Regions from separate parts of the Homo sapiens genome. Here region 2 is linked to region 1. A link is a loop called in an ENCODE intact Hi-C map of the cell type or tissue named here. Cell type or tissue: CD14-positive monocyte. All regions are shown on one strand. Each heading gives the region's core, and the rest is flanking DNA. Links, peaks and the distances in the headings are about the cores only.

Region 1 (5,373 bases), core at 314-5,313:
CTCCCCACCAGCCTCTTTCCGTCCTTCCCCTTCGCCATATCTGGCCCCCTTTCTTCCTGTGCCTTTCAGTTCTGCTACCCCTCCCTATCTGGCTACCTCTCCTCTCCAGAAACAGCAGCCCAGGTGAAAGCCTGAACAGGGCCTCTGTCCTGTGTAAAAAGGGCCAATCACAGTCATCATGGGCTGCTCAGCAGGTAGCCTTGGAAAAGCAGGTCTGCTTCCAAAGGGTAAGGCTATCTTGTTCATGGTCCGACCCATGCTGGGTGCAGGCCTGTGCTGAGAAGTGCTGGTGCAGAGCTGGCCCTCAGGAAATCTAGGTTGAGTGGGCCTGAATGTGTTTGCCTTCTCCAGCTCAGTCCTCCAGCCTAGCCCAATGCACTTTGGGTACCAGAGAGCCCAGCAAACGTGCCCGGCAGACAAGCCCTCTGCTAAGAGCAAATGGCCTGCTGGGTCCCTGGCAGAAGTAGGCAATGTGTGGGAATTCAAGGGCAACCAGCCACGCAGCTCCCAGGACAAAAGTGTGCTGAGAAAGCCCAGCTGTCCTTTGAGGGTCTTCCACAGTACGGAGGGCCAGAGGCCCCTTTTGTCTATTTTTCAAAGCAGAGGGCCTTCTGAGAGGGTTCTGGGAAGCAAGGCCAGGACTCCTGGGTTCTCATAAATCTTTTAATAACAGTAAATGAAGAAACATTATAACAGTAAGCCCCATGGTGAGGGTTCCTTTTCATTCAAGGATCTTCAACAACAGAAACACCTGAGACTAAAATTCAGAATGCTAAGTACACAAATTAATGACCATTTATTTCCAAAGGCGACTGCAGATACCATTTCGGTACAATCAAAAGGTTTTACAAGACAGAGAAAACACATTACAAAATGCCCCAAGAGGTGAGCAAACTGGTGGGGGCACAGAGCACGCAAGAACCAGCCTGACAAAAATCCTAAGCCTGCTGCTGTTTAGGGAGAGTACAAAGACTGGTTCTAAGGGAAGCCACTGTGTGGGGGTTCAGGGGAGACAGTGACGGGTCTGCCCAGTGCATAGCAATCCCAGCTGGGAACTGAGGAAGGACAGGGGTAGGGGAAGAGGGGCAGAGGCATTTGCTAAGCTCCTGACAGAAACCATTACAGATCAGCCTATCACATTCTCTTCACTACAATAACACCAATATAAATGAAAGATTCTTTAAAATAGAACACAAAATGGACACCAAAAGAAAGCAAGAGTTTTCAAAACAACAGCTTTGTTTGAAATGACTTTTGTTTTGTTTTATTTTTCATGGGGCTTTGTCTGTTTCTTGCCATGAGTAGCAAACCAGTGTACAAAAATGTCACAGACGAGAGCAACAAGCGACTAGGTTTTCCTGAGCCCAAATCAGCTCACTCTATATACACAAAAGGAGGGCTGCCTCCCTGTCACTGACTCTACCCGCCACAAAGCGGGCAGGATGGGCAGTGGGGGGAGCTCCTTCCCAGCCTGGGGCCTTGCCAAGGAGCCCACAAGGGCCTGCAGGAGACCCTCCATAATCAGCGTCAGTGTCTTGTCTAACAGCATCACACATGGTCCTTTTTTCCTCCTCCCCTACCTCCCCTTCAGTAGAAACCAGTAAGAAAATCCTCTTCAGGAGGGGACAGAGGACTCTGGGTCAACATCTACAAATCCAAGGAAGTCTTTTTGGCAGAGGGAAAAATGGCCCTTCTGCCACTCCCTGAGCCACCTAGCTTACCCCCAGGGCACTGCCCTGCCCCAATACCAGTGCACAGAGACCTGCTGACAACTTGCTCTCTGTGGGGAGCTGTGCCCACTTCATAGGACACTGAATTACCAATGATCACAAATATAAAAACCTCAACAGAGGCTACAGCAAAAGGGGTGATCTGACAGCTAGACTGAGGTACTGTACGGTAAAGTTCGCCGATCACCCTGGTTAGCCCGGCGACCCTGCAAGCAGCTTCTATGAATGCGATGAAGTTTGAGGAGAGAGAGAGAAAGAGATTGCTGACTTGGGGAGACTGAGTCTGTGGCTTCAGAACCCTGCATGCCTTCACAGGCTGACAGAGGAACATGTTACTGTTGTGCCTCTGGGAGGAAGATGGGCCAGATCATCTTTGGTGTACAAAACCAAATACTGAGGGCAGGGAGGACCAGAAGCAGGCGTGACTGGGTCTCTGCTATTTGGAGTGGATGCCACAAGTTGGCCAGCTCCACAGACTGTTCTTGGCCCACATCCCTGGCCAAGGCTACCTAGGGGCTGGAGGGAGTACTCTTTTCCCTTCCTAAGGCCATTTGAAAGGAAACTGCCCTCTTCTACAAACACCCTCACACACGCGCAGAGCTCCCACACGCTGGCAAATGGCACACGGAAACCTGGCTGGGGAACTGGCTTGGCACTGACAGGAAAGCCCTGAGGAGGAGCTGGGAAGACAGCCCCACTGGCCACTGGGTGTGCAAGCTCCAGCTTCTCCCTCACTCCTGTACCAAAGCTGGGGCAGTAGAGGGCCGGCACAGGGCAGATATGAGGGCTACCCTATAAGGTGGGCTACCCTGTAAGGCAGGCTGCCAAGAGTCTGGTTGGGTTGCTTCTCTCCACGTTGGCTTGGCCCAAGATAAGAGTGAGATCTGGACCAGTTCAGATGCCTTATGCTCCCCAATGCCCCAAATACAGGCCATGGCTCCTTGTGAAGCCTATAGACTGGGCCCCCTCTATTCTTTTGACCTACATGTTTCTGAGCCAATCTGGCCCCCAAAAGCCCTGCATGCCCCCTTTACTTCTTCCTTCCTCTGACAGGTGGATCTGTCTCTGGCTTGGCCATGCCAGGCATGTGGCTTTTGCTTTCTTCTCTCCTTCCAAGCACCAGAAAGTGCCCTCCAGAATGGGGTACTAAGCTGTAGACAGAGCAAAGGCAAGCTTGTGGAGGATGTCAACATGGGGAAGGCTCGAGCAACCAGGCAACCTGTGCCATGCCACAGAAACGAGGAGGAGGAGAAGGCCTACACAGTCACACCCCTATGACATTCCGGAGCTAGTCTTCAGCTGAGGCACAGATCCTCTGCTGGCAGCAACTCCAAGTTCTGGTGGAGGACAGACCAGGCCCCCAGGGGCTCCTCCCACAATCCCCTTCCAACTTCTCCTTTTGTAAAGAGGCCAAGGGGCACTGAGGCCTTGTGTATTTCCTCATCAGCTATTCCTACATGTAGCAGTTTGACGGTGGGCAGGGCCAATCCAGCCATTCAAGGAGCACCTTCCCTGGAGGGCCACCCTAAGGTGAGAGGCACTAAGAAAAGTTTGGCCCTGCCTTCAAAGAGGGCCAAAAACAAAGCTTACGCATCAAAAGGAGCTCAGGAGAGTAAGAGCACTTGGTGCCCTCCCCTCCTGCTCCCCAAGCCCTGGGGATTGATAGCCTCAATGCCCGCAGGCCTCTGCAGAAGGACGGTCCCTCCCAGGGTTGCTTCCTATAGGTCCACTTGCTAAAATTATGACCACTGAGGCACCGAAGCTCAGTGTAGGTCAAACACGGTCAAACTGGAAATACTGGAACTGGTCTAGGTCAACTGTGTTGCCTAGAGTGGGACAGGGGAAGGGAGGCTCATCAGACAAAATCACCAAATGAGCTTTTCTGTTCTTAAGCAAATCTGTTCCTAGTGGGAGTCAATGTGGAGTCAGCAATGCCCAGCCACTTCCTGCCTGCTTGAGGTCCGTGCATAACTGAGCTGAAGTCCTTCAACAAAAGCTCCTCCTTGTGGAGCACCTGAACCTCCACCCATGAGGACTTAATTCTTTGGCAGCCCCCTTTCAACCTAGACATGGGATTTGGGGGTAGACAGGATGAGGAGGACGTGATGTCCCCCACATTAAACAATTCAGCACTGAGTGTGGATACACTGAAGAAATCTGGCCCTAGGGAAACAACACTGGCCCTGTAAAACCAAGAAACAGATCTACAGAATCTTCCAGAAATGGGCCCTGATGCGAGGATTCTCCAAACTCAAAAACCAACCAACCAGCCAATTCCAGCTCATTCTTCCCTGAAGCTGCCTGAGAGAGGGAAAGAGGGAGGGAGGGGGGAGGGGGAGGGGTGGGGGGAGAGGGAAAGGGAGAGGGAACACATTTAAGGGGCACTCAAGATTAAAATGGTATCTATTATCAACATTTTCCTAAAACAGAGTGTATGATTCAAATCACAGTTTTCTGTGCTCACTTCTGATTGGGATATGCATCAGTTCTCAACTCTCACAGGCAGAACTTACACAGGGTCTGGCCTAGTACTGTATATATCTTGACCCTCTTCACTTTGGATTTGTCATTGCAATAGATCTCCAACCCTCTCAATGGAATCTAGCCCTTGGGCTGGGTGGTGCTCTCACCTCCCACCCCAGGCAGCATCCTGGAGGGAGTGGCTGGTTGGCTGTTTACTTTGAGTCATGGGACACCAGTGACCAGAATCTGGCTGGTTCTGTCTTGACCACGAGCTGTGAAATCCCTCGGCTCTGGGCTTGCCGCTGGTATAGAAACAAGGCCTCAGTCCCCCGTGGTAAGGGCTGTGCTGGAGACTAAATGGGACGCCAGCATAAGCCTGGAGGTCCCTGGCAGTGGAGAAATGAAACACAACCCAATCTCATTGCTTCGATGCCAAAAGAACTACTACTTGTTGTTCCCTTTCTCCTCAACCAGCTGTTGTTAAAGCACCGACAAGCAGAGTGAAAGAGCCGCTCACTGCAATCTCCCCATGTAAGGCCACTAGGAGCAGAGAGAGAGCCAAAGGGAAGGAGGAAAATCCAGCGCCCAGCACTACACCCCAGGCTCAAGGAGACATCGTAGGGGGAAGAGCTGGGAAAGGAAGAGTGGTAGAAGAAAGGGACAGAAAGGAGGAAAAAGAAATACACCAAACATCCTACTGCCCTCTCCCATGATTTTATCAAGAACTGGGTGTTCTCCAAGTCAAGTCACGACTTGCTTCCTCAGGGAGGAAAAAAAAAAAAAATAAGCACCTTCAGTCTATTTTCTTGGCTGGAAGCCGGAGCAAATCCAGCAGATATTTACACAAGGGCCCAGCCATGTATGAGAACAGGATGACCAGCTTCCCGTGGGTCATGGTCATGAGAGTCTGGTGTCCCGAGGCCCAGATGCGATACCAGGGGCCGTAGAATGGGTCTGAGATGGCCGGACACAGCATGTTGTTCAAATTCACTTCGGTGACCTGCAGGGACAAGGGAGGTAGAGTGAGCGTTCACCATCCTTAGGCTTTCTCTGGCTTCTGCCAGTTCAGCCATCTCTACCTAATGGGGGACTAGACAAGGAGGGATTGACCAATCCCCACCTGTTTATAAAGGGATTTCTTCTCTCCCCTCGGTTTTCTGAGTGAGTCAAGCTAGAGGCC
Region 2 (5,373 bases), core at 309-5,308, 99 kb before region 1:
TTTATTTCCTGAACCATTTTTCTTTTTTTATTATTATTATACTTTAAGTTCTAGGGTACATGTGCACAACGTGCAGGTTTGTTACATATGTATACATGTGCCATGTTGGTGTGCTGCACCCATTAACTTGTCATTTACATTAGGTATATCTCCTAATGCTATCCCTCCCCCAGCCCCCCACCCCATGACAGGCCCCATGACATGTGTGATGTTCCCCACCCTGTGTCCAAGTATTCTCATTGTTCAGTGCCCACCTGTGAGTGAGAACATGCGGTGTTTGGTTTTCTGTCCTTGCGATAGTTGCTCAGAATGATGTTCCTGAACCATTTTTCTGCTGGCACTAATCTTATTTGTGATAGGTTTTCCCACATTTAATATGTAAAACCTACCACAGAGTTTGAACCTTAATGTGACTTAGGGTTAAAGGGCTTTGAGACTTCTACTTTTGTCCATGAAGGAGTAACTGGTGCAAGACTTGCTCCTTTCCACCTTACATCTCCCATAAACAACTAGAAACCAGACAAAATACATGAAACAACTGTTTTTAGACATCGGGCAACAGACAGCACAGGACTGTGGTCACTGAGAGAAAGGGAACAAACGAAGTGAGCTCTACCATCACCCTGACTTTTTGTCAGCAGGCAGTTTCTAGACCACAGCATTGTGAGGGGGAACCCAAGCAGAACTGCAATCTTGCTGAATTGGTGAGACAGAGATAGGAACTCAGGGAGGCCTAGGTGGCAGAAATTTATGGAGCAGAGTACTGGAGGAGGAAAGCTACTCAGAGACATAGCTCCAGAAATCTGCATAGATGTTCCCCTTATCTCTGGCTGAATATGAATCTGTGCATGTATCAAGGGCAACACTGTGAGGCTGGGCAGAAAACAACTGCTCAGGAGCTATAAGCTGAAAACTTACCAGAGCTCATACAGACCTGAGAGATATATGAGTTCCTACAGCAAGAGTTGTGAGCCCTTGTTGAACACCCAGGGCATTCCAGAGAGACTCCAGAAGGGTCATACTTTAGTAGTAAAGGCTACATTAAAGTAAAGGACTTTAAATAATTATCCACAAATAATTTAACTGCATGACAAAATGAACTTCAACAGTCTTTGAAGAGAGGACAGCAAATTCCAAACACTCAACAATATAATGATTATAATATCTGGCATACAAAAAATTACTAGACATTTCAAGAGGGAATACAATGTGACCCATAACCAGAAGGAAGCCAATCCGTAGAAACAGAACCAGAAATGATGGTTATAGAATTAGCAGACAAGGACTTTAAAACAGCTATTAAAATGTGTTGAAGGATTGAAAGGAAAACATGAATATAGTGAGTAAAGAAGTGAAAGACATATAAAGAACCAAATGGAACTTCTGGAGCTGAAAAGTATACTATAAAAAATGAAAAATTCATTGAAGAAATAAATAGCAAATTAGATGCTGCAGAGGAAAATATCAATGAATTTGTATCCATAACAATAGAAATTATCCAATCTGAAACAGAATAGAAAAAATGGAAGGAAAAAAGCCTCAGTGAACTGTGAGACAATATCAAGCAGATTAACCTACTTGCAACTGGAGTCCCATAAGGAAAGGAGAGAGAGAAATAGGCAGAAAAAAAATTGAAGAAATAATGGCTAGAAATTTTCCAAATATGATGAAAATGTAAATCCATAAATCTAAGAAGCTCAATGTATCCAAAACAGAAAAACCACACTAAAGCAATTATAATTTTTTAATTATTTATTTATTTATTTATTTTTGAGACGGAGTTTCACTCTTGTTGCCCAGGCTGGAATGCAATGGCACCATGTCAGCTCACCACAACCTCCGCACCCTGGGTTCAAGCGATTCTCCTGCCTCAGCCTCCTGAGTAGCTGAGATTACAGGCATGCGTCACCACACCCAGCTAATTTTATATTTTTAGTAGAGATGGGGTTTCTCCATGTTGGTCAGGCTGGTCTCGAACTCCCGGCCTCAGGTGATTCATCCACCTCAGCCTCCCAAAGTGCTAGGATTACAGGCGTGAGCCACCATGCCTGGCCTAAAGCAATTATAATTAAATTGTTGAAAACTAGTGGTAGAGCATTTTGAAAGCCACTAGGAAAAAAAGGACACATTACAGAGGAACAAAGAGAAGAACCATATACTTCTCATCAGAAACAATGGAAGCTTCCAGAAGACAATGGAATGACGTCTTTAAAGTGCTGAAAAAAAAATACTGCCAATCTCAAATTTGATACCAATGAAAACACCCTTTAAAAATGAAGACCAAAAGAAATGAAGGTGAAATATATATTTTTTTCAGACAAAAATGAAAAGAATTATCACTGGCAAACCTTAACTACAAGAAATTTAAAGGCAGCTGTCCAGGCTGAAGGAAGATGATAACAGATGGAAACTTGGATCTCTACAAAGTAATGAAGAGTGCCAGATAAATGTGGCAAGTGTAGGGTAAATATAAAAGACATTTTCCCCCTCATTAAAAAATTTCTTTAAAAGTTAAGTTATTATTTAAAGGAAAATTAATAATCTATTATAGGATTATATGGTATATAGAAGTTAAAGGTATAACAGTAGCCTCAAAGGATGGGAGGAGTTAAATGGACGTATACGTTAAGGTCTTTACATTGCTTTTGTAGTGATATAATATTAGCTGAAAGTAGGTTGCAATAAGATAAAGATGCATCGATACAACCTAGAAAAATTACTAAAAAGGGCATAACTAATAAGCTAATAATGGTGATAAAATTAAATACTAAAGTATACTCATTTAATCTTACAGTAAAAGAGAAGTGGAGAACAAATGGGAAATATAGAAAACAAATATTGGATGTAAAGATGGTAGACTTAAACCCAACTCTGTCAGCAGTTATATTAAATGTAAATAGTCTAACCACTCCAGTTAAAAGGCTGCATAAAAAATGCAAGACCTAACCATATACTGTGTATAAGAAACCCACTTTAAGGATAAAGACACAGGTATGTTAAAAGCAAAAAGACAGAAAAAGATATACAAACATTCATAAGAATGCTAGAGTTATTATGCCAATAAGAGATGAATTGGACTTCAGGACAGGCAGTGTTACGAGGAATGAGGGCCATGTCATAATGATAAAGTGGTTAACTCAAGAAGACAAAATACTAAATGTGTATGTACCTAACAGATCCTCAAAATACATGAAAGAAAAAAAATACACATAAAAGGATAAGTAGACAAAACTACAATTAGAGTTGGATATTTCAACATTATTAATTCAGTAATTGATAGAACAAGTAGACAAAAATCAGTGAGGAGATAGAAAACATGATCAATACTACCAACCAACTGGACCTAACTGACACTTATAAAACATTGGACCTAACATTACCAGAATACATTTTCTTTTCAAATTCACAAAAGATCTCTATAAGGAGACCTACAAAACACTGATGAAAAATCATAGATGACATTAACAAATGGAAAAACATCCCATGCTAATGGACTAGAAGAATCAATATTGTTAAAATGACCATGCTGCCCAAAGCAATCTACAGATTCCACACAATCACTATCAAACTACCAATGTCATTTTTCATGGAATTAGAAAAAACAATCCTAAATTTCACATGGAACAAAAAAAGACCATGAATAGCCAAAGCAATCCTAAAGCAAAAAGACCAAGTTGAGAGTCATCACACCGCCTGACTTCAAATTACACTATAAGGCTATAGTAACTGAAACTAAAACAGCATGATACTGGTACAAAAATAGACAAACAGATCAGTGGAACACAATAGTGAACTGGATATAAAACCACATACCTACAACCAACTGATCTTCAACAAAGTAGAGAAGAGTAAACACTGGGGAAAGGAGTCCCTATTCAATAAATGGTGCTAGGAAAATTGGCTAGCTATGTGCAGAAGAATGAAACTGGACCCCTATCTCCCACCATATACAAAACTTAAGATGGATTAAAGACTTACATGTAAGACCTGAAACTATAATAATCCTAGAGGAAAACTTAGGAAAAACTCTTCTGGACATTTTTCTAGGTAAAGAATTTATGATGAAAACTCTAAAAGCAAATGCAACAAAAACAGACAAATGAAACTTAAAAGCTTCTGCACAGCAAAAGAAATAATCAACAGAGTAAACAGAGAACCTACAGAACAGGAGAAAACATTTGCAAATTATGCTTCTGACAAAGGACTAACATCCAGTATCTACAAGGAAGTCAAACAACAAGAGGGGAAAAACCCCATTAAAAGCTGGGCAAAGGACATGAACAGAAATTTCTCAAAAGAAGACATACAAGCAGCCAGCAAGCACGTGAAAAAACATTCAACATCGCGAATCTTCATGCAAATTAAAACCACACTGGGGTACCATCTCACACCAGTCAGAATGGCTACTATTAAAAAGTCAAAAAACAACAGATGTTGGTGTGGATGTGGAGAAAAGGGAACGCTTATACATTGTTGGAGGGTATGTAAATTAGTTCAACTTTTATGGAAAACAGGATGGCCATTTCTCTAAGAACTAAAAATAGAACTACTGTTTGACCCACCAATCCCACTACTGGGTATCTACCAAAAGGAAAAGAAATCATTACATTAAAAAGACACCTGTACTCATGTGTTCATCGCAGCACTATTCACAATAGCAAAGTCATGGAACCAATGTAAGTGTCCATCAACAATTGACTAAATAAAGAATATGTGGTGTGTCATGCACCATGAAATACAATGCAGCCATTAAAAAAAGAATGGAATTGTGTCCTTTGCAACAACATGGATAGAGCTGGAGGTCATTGTCCTAAGTAAATTAAGAAACAGCCAAATACCATATATTCTCACTTGTAAATGGGAGCTAAACAGTGAGTACACATGGACATAAAGATGGAAAGAATAATAGACACTGGAGACTCCAAAAGTGGGAAGGGTGAGAGGGGAGTGAGAGTTGAAAAATTACCTATCCAGTTCAATGTTCACTATTTGGTTAATGGGTACACTAGAAACCAAGTCCCCACCAGTACACAGTATACCCATGTAACAACAAGCACATGTAAACCCTAAACCTAAAAGAAAATAAAGACAAATAAAAAACGCTTAACTGTTTTCATTGTTTTGTTTGAAGTGTTACGAATTCCCTGACCATCCTGCATACACAGTCAAATGGAAATACCAAAACAAAGTTCCATACAAGTTTTTAATGGCATAAAAAATAGGAGTTGACTGTATCAATTAATATTCATTCTAAAATTTCTGGACCTAGTTCTTCTGTTATTCTTAGTTTTGCTTAACATTTAGCTTAGGAATCGGAAGACTTCAATAGAAGCTCTTTTTTGCCTGATTTGTTTTATATTAAAATAATTAATT

Evidence for each region. Peaks named below come from ENCODE experiments on the same cell type or tissue, not always from the same donor. Only the 100,000 strongest peaks of a DNase experiment are listed, where the experiment ranks them.
Region 2: a loop joins it to region 1, with 3 times the contacts of the local background. A loop is called at or near these places in 1 of 110 quality-filtered maps.

What each region holds. Positions count from the first base shown.
Region 1 is chrX:110,173,065-110,178,437 of GRCh38, reverse strand. TMEM164 (transmembrane protein 164) reads right to left here. Exons shown (of 7, transcript NM_032227.4): 7 at 650-5,193. The coding sequence ends at 4,987. It overlaps LOC124905230, which reads right to left and starts at 2,665. Exons shown (of 2, transcript XM_047442708.1): 1 at 2,621-2,665; 2 at 650-2,522. The coding sequence starts at 2,665. The coding sequence ends at 2,040. In CD14-positive monocyte, for the core only: no CTCF peak of the experiment used is centred there; no DNase peak of the experiment used is centred there; H3K27ac peaks cover 1,345 bases.
Region 2 is chrX:110,272,230-110,277,602 of GRCh38, reverse strand. All of the region lies in intron 1 of AMMECR1 (AMMECR nuclear protein 1), which reads left to right. Among named protein-coding and RNA genes, the nearest start is that of AMMECR1, 43 kb to the left of the region's middle. In CD14-positive monocyte, for the core only: no CTCF peak of the experiment used is centred there; no DNase peak of the experiment used is centred there.